3 separate regions of the Homo sapiens genome follow, and all the other regions are linked to region 2. The links are chromatin contacts, found by Hi-C or POLR2A ChIA-PET in ENCODE. All regions are on one chromosome and are shown on one strand. The core of a region is the stretch at or near the end of the contact, and the rest is flanking DNA. Distances in the headings are between cores, read along the strand shown. Region 1 has its middle 30 kb from the start of FRY-AS1. Region 2 has its middle 80 kb from the start of FRY-AS1. Region 3 has its middle 140 kb from the start of FRY-AS1.

The links. Hi-C counts contacts between places; a loop is a spot of excess contacts on that map. ChIA-PET counts read pairs that join two places held with the same protein, here RNA polymerase II (POLR2A). Pooled maps may share reads with other maps.
Region 1: a loop to region 2 is called in a pooled map, with 5 times the contacts of the local background. The contact joins two enhancer-like sites. A Hi-C loop is called at or near these places in 1 of 168 maps with a recorded cell type or tissue (breast epithelium) and 4 of 50 pooled maps. POLR2A ChIA-PET finds 5 or more read pairs at or near these places in 2 of 52 experiments (A673 and BJ).
Region 3: a loop to region 2 is called in a map with no recorded cell type, with 4 times the contacts of the local background. The contact joins two enhancer-like sites. A Hi-C loop is called at or near these places in 1 of 168 maps with a recorded cell type or tissue (endothelial cell of hepatic sinusoid), 6 of 37 single-sample maps with no recorded cell type and 3 of 50 pooled maps. POLR2A ChIA-PET finds 5 or more read pairs at or near these places in 3 of 52 experiments (GM12878, MCF 10A and PC-9).

Annotation. Positions count from the first base shown.
Region 1 is chr13:31,999,645-32,003,155 of GRCh38, forward strand. No RefSeq gene overlaps it. Among named protein-coding and RNA genes, the nearest start is that of FRY-AS1, 30 kb to the right of the region's middle. Within about 2 kb of position 1,812, at least 3 of the 41 ENCODE cell types and tissues checked have a DNase peak (open chromatin) inside an H3K27ac peak, as active enhancers do.
Region 2 is chr13:31,949,926-31,953,292 of GRCh38, forward strand. It overlaps the pseudogene EEF1DP3. Among named protein-coding and RNA genes, the nearest start is that of FRY-AS1, 80 kb to the right of the region's middle. RefSeq lists an enhancer at 1,517-1,616. Within about 2 kb of position 1,371, at least 15 of the 41 ENCODE cell types and tissues checked have a DNase peak (open chromatin) inside an H3K27ac peak, as active enhancers do.
Region 3 is chr13:31,894,435-31,897,905 of GRCh38, forward strand. It overlaps the pseudogene EEF1DP3. Among named protein-coding and RNA genes, the nearest start is that of FRY-AS1, 140 kb to the right of the region's middle. Within about 2 kb of position 2,202, at least 5 of the 41 ENCODE cell types and tissues checked have a DNase peak (open chromatin) inside an H3K27ac peak, as active enhancers do.

The DNA of each region.
Region 1 (3,511 bases), core at 562-3,061, 50 kb after region 2:
GGTTTTCGTATTTTTTTGGTGGAGATGGGGTTTCGCTGTGTTGGCCGGGCTGGTCTCCAGCTCCTAACCACAAGTGATCCGCCAGCCTCGGCCTCCCGAGGTGCTGGGATTGCAGACGGAGTCTGGTTCACTCAGTGCTCAATGGTGCCCAGGCTGGAGTGCAGTGGCGTGATCTCGGCTCGCTACAACCTCCACCTCCCAGCCGCCTGCCTCGGCCTCCCAAAGTGCCGAGATTGCAGCCTCTGCCCAGCCGCCACCCCGTCTGGGAAGTGAGGAGCATCTCTGCACGGCCGCCATCCCATCTAGGAAGTGAGGAGCGCCTCTTCCCGGCCGCCATCACATCTAGGAAGTGAGGAGCGTCTCTGCCCGGCCGCCCATCATCGTCTGAGATGTGGGGAGCGCCTCTGCCCCGCCGCCCCGTCTGGGATGTGAGGAGCGCCTCTGCCCGGCCTCGACCCCATCTGGGAGGTGAAGAGCGTCTCTGCCCGGCCGCCCCGTCTGAGAAGTGAGGAGACCCTCTGCCTGGCAACCGCCCCGTCTGAGAAGTGAGGAGCCCCTCCGCCCGGCAGCCACCCCGTTCGGGAGGGAGGTGGGGGGGTCAGCCCCCCGCCCGGCCAGCCGCCCCATCCGGGAGGCGAGGGGCGCCTCTGCCCGGCCGCCCCTACTGGGAAGTGAGGAGCCTCTCCGCCCGGCAGCCACCCCGTCTGGGAAGTGAGGAGCGTCTCCGCCCAGCAGCCACCCCGTCCGGGAGGGAGGTGGGGGGGTCAGCCCCCCGCCCGGCCAGCCGCCCGGTCCGGGAGGGAGGTGGGGGGGTCAGCCCCCCGCCCGGCCAGCCGCCCGGTCCGGGAGGGAGGTGGGGGGGTCAGCCTCCCGCCCGGCCAGCCGCCCCGTCCGGGAGGTGAGGGGCGCCTCTGCCCGGCCACCCCTTCTGGGAAGTGAGGAGCCCCTCTGCCCGGCCACCACCCCGTCTGGGAGGTGTACCCAACAGCTCATTGAGAACGGGCCAGGATGGCAATGGCGGTTTTGTGGAATAGAAAGGGGGGAAAGGTGGGGAAAAGATTGAGAAATCGGATGGTTGCCCTGTCTGTGTAGAAAGAAGTAGACATGGGAAACTTTTCGTTTTGTTCTGTACTAAGAAAAATTCTTCTGCCTTGGGATCCTGTTGATCTGTGGCCTTACCCCCAACCCTGTGCTCTCTGAAACATGTGCTGTGTCCACTCAGGGTTAAACGGATTAAGGGCGGTGCAAGATGTGCTTTGTTAAACAGATGCTTGAAGGCAGCATGCTCGTTAAGAGTCATCACCACTCCCTAATCTCAAGTACCCAGGGACACAAACACTGCGGAAGGCCGCAGGGTCCTCTGCCTAGGAAAACCAGAGACCTTTGTTCACTTGTTAATCTGCTGACCTTCCCTCCACTATTGTCCTATGACCCTGCCAAATCCCCCTCTGCGAGAAACACCCAAGAATGATCAATAAAAAAAAAAAAAAAAGAAGAGACAGGGTCTCAAAAAAAAAAAAGAGAGAAAGTGAAAGAATCAAGGAGATTTTTTCATAATATGTTATTACACAATATTACACAATAATGTTATTGTGTAATAACTGTCACCTCTTAGGATTATTGTTAGATGCCTAGAATATCATGTATAAGAAAATGCATTGCAAATATAAAGCCCTTTAGGGATCATATCTCTTATAGACAGAGTGAAGGGCTGGAATGAGCACAGATTCATAGAACTGGAGTTTGAAATTCACCTCCACCACTGGTCAGTGACCTCAAACATCCTCTCCTTTGGGGAGTTTTATTAATTGCTACCACTAGGTGTCACCTACCCAGCTGGAGAGAAAATAAAGCTCCCTGAGGCTGGGAGCTGCTTGGGACTTGAGACCTGTGCATTGTACAACCCCTGGGAGATTTGCAAGCCTGGAGCAATCTGGAGGAATTCAACTCTTCCAAAAGAGTGAGCAACCGATTAGCTTTGGAAGGGGCTTATCATCAGTGTAGGCAGGTGGTGGTGACAGGGGCCTGTGATGGTTTTGTCACCTCCCATGGCCTGGTTGTTCTGGCTGGGAAGTGAAGTGCTTGCTTGCCCTGCCAGCCTCAGCAGTGTATTTTGGTGCCCTCGAGAACTGGGGTGGATGGCATGAGCCAAAGAGAAAACCAAAATGCTGACATTGACATCACAGCCACTTTTAGGGTCCAAGGGGTAGTGGTGGAATTCTTTGTTGCCAAGGATTCTGTGAGGCTTGGCTCTCAGGACCTGGACCATGGCTAGTGTTCCTCACTGGGGCAAACACATGAACTCTAGATACAGTCATGAACTTGGCATGAGGGGGAAGAGCCACTGCAGGAGGTTTGAGTGCAGAACTACCGCTGGTGCTACTAGAATATAAATGACTTGCAAAAGACAACCCTTGCCATAGAGAGCTCTCCTGCAGGATGTAGGACACAGACTTAAAAGAGACAACTCTAAATTTATGCTTATTATCTGTGGTGGTGAAGTGAGCTCCAATGTGAGGGAATACATGTTCATGTGTGCTTTTTTTTTTTTCTTTTTTGAGACAGAGTCTTACTCTGTCGCCCAGGCTGGAGTGCAATGGTGCAATCTCGGCTCACTGCAACCTCCGCCTCCCAGGTTCAAGTGATTCTCATGCCTCAGCCTCCTAAGTAGCTGGGATTACAGGCGCCCACCACCACACCTGGCTCATTTTTGTATTTTTAGTAGAGATGGGGTTTCACCATGTTGGTCAGGCTGGTCTTGAACTCCTGACCTCAAGTGATCTGCCCACCTCGATTTCCCAAAGTGCTGGGATTACAGGTGTGAGCCACTGGGCCCGGCCACATGTGTACTTTTTTAGCACTAGACTCTAATTACCTAAATTCTGTAGAAGTAACTGCCAATAGCCTTATAACCAATGCCACTGAAGAAAATATGGACTACACAAGTTTAAAAGTTTATTTTTATTTAAACTTTTTTAAACTTTAAAAGTTTATTTTTTAACTCATATAATCTCTATACAGAAATCACCAAAGTTTCAACAACGTAATGTTAGATGGGATGTTTCAGATTTTTTTTAAGAACACACAAAAAATGCAAAAGGTAAATTATAAGTGAAATGATTTTTTTTAACCACGGTTTATGAGAAAGTTGGTCTTGAGAGTTATTCTCAGAAGCTGGGATCTCAAAAAGGGCATTAGAATATGAAGAAATAGCAGAAAATTTTTTTTGTTTGTTTAAATCTGCCCAAGTATCTAATGCATTCACTAAATCAATGTGTCAAGGGCTGAGGAAGATGTCCGTTGCAGGCATGCCTCAGTGATGCAAGAGAAGCCAGGATCTGTGACTACCCCTCAGACCCCAGGCCTTTCTCTCTGCTGGCTTGCTCTATGGTAGAGACTTGTTCCTTGAGCAAACACTGATTTCCCTTTGCCAGTAACTCTCGGCCTGTGTCCAGAACGTAAATGCATAAAGTAGTGTAAAACCCCATCATCTGTGCATGCACCTGTCCCT
Region 2 (3,367 bases), core at 121-2,620:
GGCCTTGGAAAGAAAGCAGAAAACCAGACAGTTTCTGGTTTAGGCTGATGGGAAAGAATTTTCCCAGCAGAGTACCTTGCGTATTGCACACCTCAATAAATATCTCCAGAGTAAAGGAATGAATGACCCTCGTGGTCACAGCAACGAATCTTAAAAGAAGAAACCAATATATTTTAAAGTCATATTTATATAAAAACATTAAACTAACATTTTGTTTTCTGTTAAAAAAGCCTCAACAATAGAATGTTAGTGTGAGTTATTTGGCTGAGGGTCCTAAGAGACCAGGCCTTAAGAGTCTAGGCCTCTGTAGCAAACAGGCAGCCTGTTTTCTAGTTCCTTCTGAAAGAACTCCAGCAGCTGAGTTCATAGCAGTGGGCCTAGCTTGGTTTAAGGAAGCAAAAGGGAGAGAGAGAAGTGGTCCTGACACACATCATGCCCACAGGCATATCAGATTAAAATGAACATCTCACCCTGCACCTGGAAAAAAGGGGGGCTCAGGCACCATGTGTGATGGGTTGTTCATTCAGCACTCTTAAACCAACAAGTTGGGATGTTTAATCAGCTAGTTCTTATACTATCATGCTGATTTTACAATTATCTGTTGTGAAAAGCAAGGAACCATCTGCTTGGAGGAAACAGGCAGCTCCAGGTACTTCCTTGTTGCTTAGTCAGAGGACAAGTGTGATGAGGACTGTTCACGACCAAGAGGAAAAGAGAGCCCTGGCCAGGACTCACATAGCAGGAACACCAGCATGTAGGCTAACATTGCTTCTCGTTTTTAAGTCAAAGTTCTATTCCAAACACAAGTTTTTTTTTTCTCAAATCCACAATCTAAAAAACTTACTTAAAATTATTTTATTTTTATAATTAAATGGATTTTGAGCATTTCTAAAGTTAGACTGCTGTATTTGTTTTCTTTCTGCATGTAGGTTTTTATTGGAAACATAAGGTAGTCATAGGAACAATGGTGGCTAGATGCTTTCTGACCTTCCTGCGGGTAAACAGCCTCTGTCAAGGAACTGTAGAGATGGGGGTCTGGTCTGGGTTCCCTCCTCAGAGCCTCCTCATCACAGCACAGTGAAGGCACTCTGTGATTAGGCGTGTCTCCTTAAGTGTTATGTTCTCTGTTAGAATTCTGTCATTCTGGAAGCCTGCAGACAGGTGTGTTTGATGACGTTTCAGTGGGGCCTTCAGGAGACATGCAGAACTTATGGTCAGGGCATCCATAAACATGTGCTATGAAGAGAGTGCCTCCTGAGATTGTATTCAGTGGCCTTAGGTTGCAAATGGGCTCAGTGGTTACAGTTTGTGAGGACAGGAACAGTGTCTTCCTACACCGTGGTATTCCCCACAACACTTACCACAGGGTTAGGTGCTTAAGAGCTGGTGAAGTCATCAGGCAAGGTGGAAGACAGACGATGTGCAAGAAGTGTGTCACAGCCACTCAGCTGGCCACACCCCTGCCCATCTGGTCACGCAGCTTCCTTAAATAGCTGCTTCTCAGGCAGGCCTTGCTCAAGGCCAGAGTCAAGGGAGCCTCAGAGACAAGAGTTTGAACACTTCCTCTCATGAGAGGACTTCAGCCCAGGGATTTCACAAAGTCAGTATCTGCTTCACAATTGGTTTCATGTTCTGATCCCCCATCTTACTAAACATGTAATCTGGGACAAGCCACTGGCTCTCTCAGAACCTGTTTCTTCATCTGTGAAATGGGAATGCAAACACCAGTTTCACCAGCTGTCTTAAACCCAAATGAGATAATGCATAACTACAAAATGATACACAAATGAGGTTGACTGTACTATTCTTATTCCTTGATGGCATTAAAGGTTTTTTTTTTCATAATTAGTACTTTTTCTTTGAATGTGTGAGTGGTAGATGCAATTGGAACCCTTTTGCAACTCTTCTTGGTTGGAAAGTTATCTAAAGTTGCTAATCAGACCCTCTGCTAATGTAAATTCTATATACTGAGACACTGCTAAACACCCATTAATTTTAACTTTCTCATTAAAAAGGATGACATAGAAACCCTTCTTTGTAGTCAATATAGATGTATTTTCTCAAAGTGAATCATTAAACTTAAGGGCTTTGTCATGTGAGGCCTCTGAAAATTGTACAATATTAGAAACATCAATGTCTGTGTTTAATAAACTTACTGGTAGCTTTACTGTGTTGAATGTCTCCACCTAATTTTGTTTGTTTAAAACCTTGCTTTTGGAAATTTAGCCCTTCAACTTTTCTTTAACAAAATCTTGGAATGAACTTCTGATTTAAAAAAAAAAAAAAAAGCTTATATATAATGTTGTACATGAGCTCACCACTTGAAAGTAATTTACTTAAATAATGAGATTAAATTTTAAAACCTTTGAGTGTCAACACATTTTTATTTAAAATTTGATATATATGGCCTTTCCTGTTTAAAAATACTGATTAACAAAAACTGAGATAGCCTGTTTACTTTTTATTTATTTACAATAAATAAATACAATAAATAAAATTTATTTATTTATTGGACAAGTTTACTGAGGATGGAGTTTTTGGTTTTGTTTTGCTTCGTTTTCTAAAAAAGGACGGAAACACACCCTTTCCTTAGGCGTCCTGCGTCCCCCGATTCCTGCTCCCTGGTTGCCGCGTCCTTGGCTGGCGTCAGAAAAATGGCTACAAACTTTCTAGTAGGTGAGAAGATCTGGTTCCACAAGTTCAAATATGGCGATGCAGAAAGGAGATTCTACGAACAGATGAACGGGCCTGTGGCCGGCGCCTCCCTCCAGGAGGCCAGCATGATCCTCCATGATATTGCCAGAGCCAGAGAGAACATCCCGAAATCCCTGGCCGGAAGCTTAGGCCCAGGGGCGTCTAGCGGCCCCAGCGGAGACCACAGCGAGCTCGTCGTCCGGATCGCCAGTCTGGAAGTGGACAACCAGAGAGACCTGGCTGAACGTGCTGGAGAAGAGCTTGCCCGGCCACTGGGCCACAGCCCCGCAGACCCAGCACATGTCTCCCATGCGCCAAGTGGAGCCCCCGGCCAAGAAGCTAGCCACACCAGCAGAGGATGACGAGGACGATGACATTGACCTGTTTGGCAGCGACAATGAGGCAACACAGCTGCGGCATTACCAATGAGGAGCGGCTGCAGCAGTACGCGGAGAAGAAGGCCAAGAAGCCCGCGCTGGTGGCCAAGTCCTCCATCCTGCTGGACTTCAAGCCTTGGGACGATGAGACGGACACGGCCCACCTGGAGGCCTGTGTGCGCTTCATCCAGCCGGACGGGCTGGTGCGGGGGGCCTCCAAGCTGGTGCCCGTGGGCTACGGTATCTGGAAGCTGCAGATTCAGCGTGTGGTGGAGGACAAGGTGGGGACAGACTTG
Region 3 (3,471 bases), core at 952-3,451, 55 kb before region 2:
AGCATTTTTCACTCTGCCTTTGGTGAGATTATGTTGTATTAAATAAAATATTCTGAAACATTCTAATTTTCATGAATAACTGGATGTTATTTTTGACAATATTTATCCAAATCTTTCTGCTTCTTCTGAAGAAGATTTTCATGGTAAGAAATATTAGTTTGTTCAGTAAATTTTATACAGCATCTTTTTAAGCTAAGCACTGTGTTAGGGCTGGGGATACTGGTCACAGGGTCTAGAAAAGTGCTTGTTACATAGAAGATTATTGATATTTAGTGAATAATTGCATAAAAGATGGATCCTTGAGAAACTTGACAAATTCATAATCTAATAGCTGACTCAGGAGATAGGAGAAAAAGACATTTGAATTAAAAAAATCACAATGAAGCAGAAGTAAGGGCTAATAGATATCAAAAAGTACAGTAAGAGAGAGTAGCAAATGAAAATACCTCCAAAAGATATTAAAGTCAAGTGATAGATTTTATTGGCATTTACATTTACAAAAGTTTGCTTCAAGGGGTACTCAAAGTTATAGCAAATTATATTTGCAGGGAAAAAAAATAAAATGAGGTACATTCAGTATGATTTTTTTCCCAGAAACAACACTAGAATAGGAATTTGCATTTCTATGCAAAGTCTTAATTCCCAGTAGTTTTTCAAATAATGAACAAAAGCACCATGTTAAATCAGCCATTTAGCCACCATAAATTATAAACCTTTTTGTTGTGCAGATTAAGCTTCCTGCCATATCAAATTACATTTAATATGACGTGGTATTACCCTCAGTTCTCACCTTTATCATCCTTGCTATATTTTACAACAACTACTCAAAAGGTCAAATAATTCATGGAGTGGTAGAATTGAGATTAAGTTGTGATAGGCATCTTTGAGAGAGTTTTTGTAAATACTTGGGTTCCTTGATGGCTTATTTGAGGAACTCACATAGAATATATTTTATTCTTTGCTTTCTTTCTCATTTTGAATTGTTCTGAAGCAGGTATACAGATTAGAAACCTAGTATTGATCTTTCAATATTGGAAGACAAATCCTTCTATGGGCAACATCTCATCTATAATTTCACTTTGAATTCTAATAAAATTCAGTATAATTATATAAATCAGACCAGTATAAAGGACTGGTATAATTGCATATTTAAATTTTACTATTTGTGCCTTATTTGCCACAGCATTGCTCCCTACTGTTAAGTTCTTTGGTTCCAAGTGCCTAGTATGATTAATTTAAACAGGCCTGGGTTTGAGATGGGATCCATGTGTACCAGCTGTGTGAATTTGCACAATTTACCTAACCTCTTTTCAGAAGGAACCCCAATATTCCTACCTGTAAAATGAAAATAACAAGGTTTGTATGGGGACTGAAGGAACCAAGTGATCCTCATGATATTCATAGTACAGTGTCTTGCACATGTCGTGCGCTTAGTAAGTGTCAGTGATAATAGAGCAAGCTGCTGAAGTTGCAGTGTGCAGCCTGCACAGCTCACTGTGGCTGCCGTGATTAGCTACTGCATTTTTCTTTGGGAAAAAGTGATCTGAGATCCAAGCACTTGGTTTATCTAAGGCTTTTAGATTGTGACTTTAAGTTGGAGTTATAAATTATTGGAAACTTGGGAAAACAAATTAGAGATGTGCAGGGGTGGGAGAGATCTCTCTGAACTGGATCAATCAGAGAAACATCCTTAAAGATTTGATATTTGAAGAATGGGCAGGAGAAAGGGTATCCAAGTTAGGGAAAATGTTTTGTACTTACTCGAGTCAAGGTTTAAATGGAATTCAGTGCTGAGCTTGAAGAAAAGGTGTCTTTGTGTAATTTTGACTGGAAGAAAATCAGAAGGTAACTTATGATTTACATTTACATTCCAACTTCTTAAAATTACATTTTAAGAATGGATTACAATCTTGTTAGGAAGGTTCTTCCCTATCCCCAGCCCCTATGACCCTGAGTTCTAAAAGACTCACTATTCAGCAGGCACACATCTGAAATGACACTGTCCACCAAGTGAGGCCCATAAACCCTAGTCCTTGTCTGTGTTCCCGTGGAGGGGCTGAGGAGGCTCCACTCTGTGACTCTGACAGTTCTGGTGAAAAGAATGTCCCTGGCAGAGGAGGCAGCAAGGCTGTCTGATGGCTCACTGAATAGCCCTGGGAGTAAGAGCTGTTTCCCACCATGAAAACAGGGACTCCACCCTCAAAAGAAAGCAGCCTTCACAGCTGCTTAACTAAGTAGCCTCATGGGACTCCTGGGAGCTAAAAACCACAGCCGAGCTTTCTCCCCACAGGGCATGGCTCTAAGACAAGAAAAAGAGATAATTTTAGACCACAAACTTTGACCTTGTGAATAAAAGGAGAATAATGTAAATAAAGAAAAATAAGGTGGAAGTAACTCATAACAAGCAGAAAAATGGTAAGATATAAACCACTGGATCCTGAGATCAGGCATAGTTTTTAAAAAAATTGATAGTTTTTTTATTGATACATAATAGAGGTACATATTTTGGGAGTACATGTGACAGTTTGATACAGTCGTATAATATATAAAGATAAGGGTAATTGGGGTATCCATCACCTTAAATACTTGTCTTTTCTTTATGTCAGGGACAGTGGAATTATTCTCTGCTAGCTATCTTGAAATGTACAGTAGATTAATGTTAACTATAGTCACCCTATAGTGAGCTATTGAACACTGGGTTTTATCTCTTCTATCTAACTGTATGTTTGTACCCATTCAGACATAATTTTTTAAAAGTTCCCTAAATACTAATATTGACTATTGGAGACTTTAAACCTTAACCTAGATGTCATTACTTTTTTTTGGCTGGAGTGCAGTGGCGCAGTCTCAGCTCACTGCAACCTCCGCCTCCCAGGTTTAAGCAGTTCTCATGCCTCAGCCTCCTGAGTAGCTGGGATTACAGGTGTGTGCCACCACGCCCTGCTAGTTTTTGTATTTCTAGTAGAGATGGAGATGGGGTTTCACCATGATGGCCAGGCTGGTCTCGAACTCCCAGGCTGGCCTCAAGTGATCTGCCCGCCTCGGCCTCCTAAAGTACTGGGATTACAGGTGTGAGTCACTGCACCCAGCCTCATTACTTTTATTTTATTTGTAATGCTACATGGATTAGTAGCTGCTTAACATTATCTGTTATTTTGACATCTATTATTTCTTTACATTTTACTTTCAACAGACAGTACGTAATGCCCTGCATACTTCTACCACGAGCATATTTATTCCTTATGGCTGCTGTAATAAATTGCCACAAATTTAGTTGCTTAAAGCAATGTAAATTTCTACTACAGTTCTGGAGGTTGGAAGTCAACTGGGTCAGCATGGCTGTGTTCCTTCTAAACTGTAGGGGAATCCTTGTCTTGCCTTTTCCAGCTCCTAGAGGCCAACTGCATTGCCTGGCTCCTGGCCGCATAGACTCTGTCCTCTGTTTCCACGATCACATCTCCTCTGACTCTG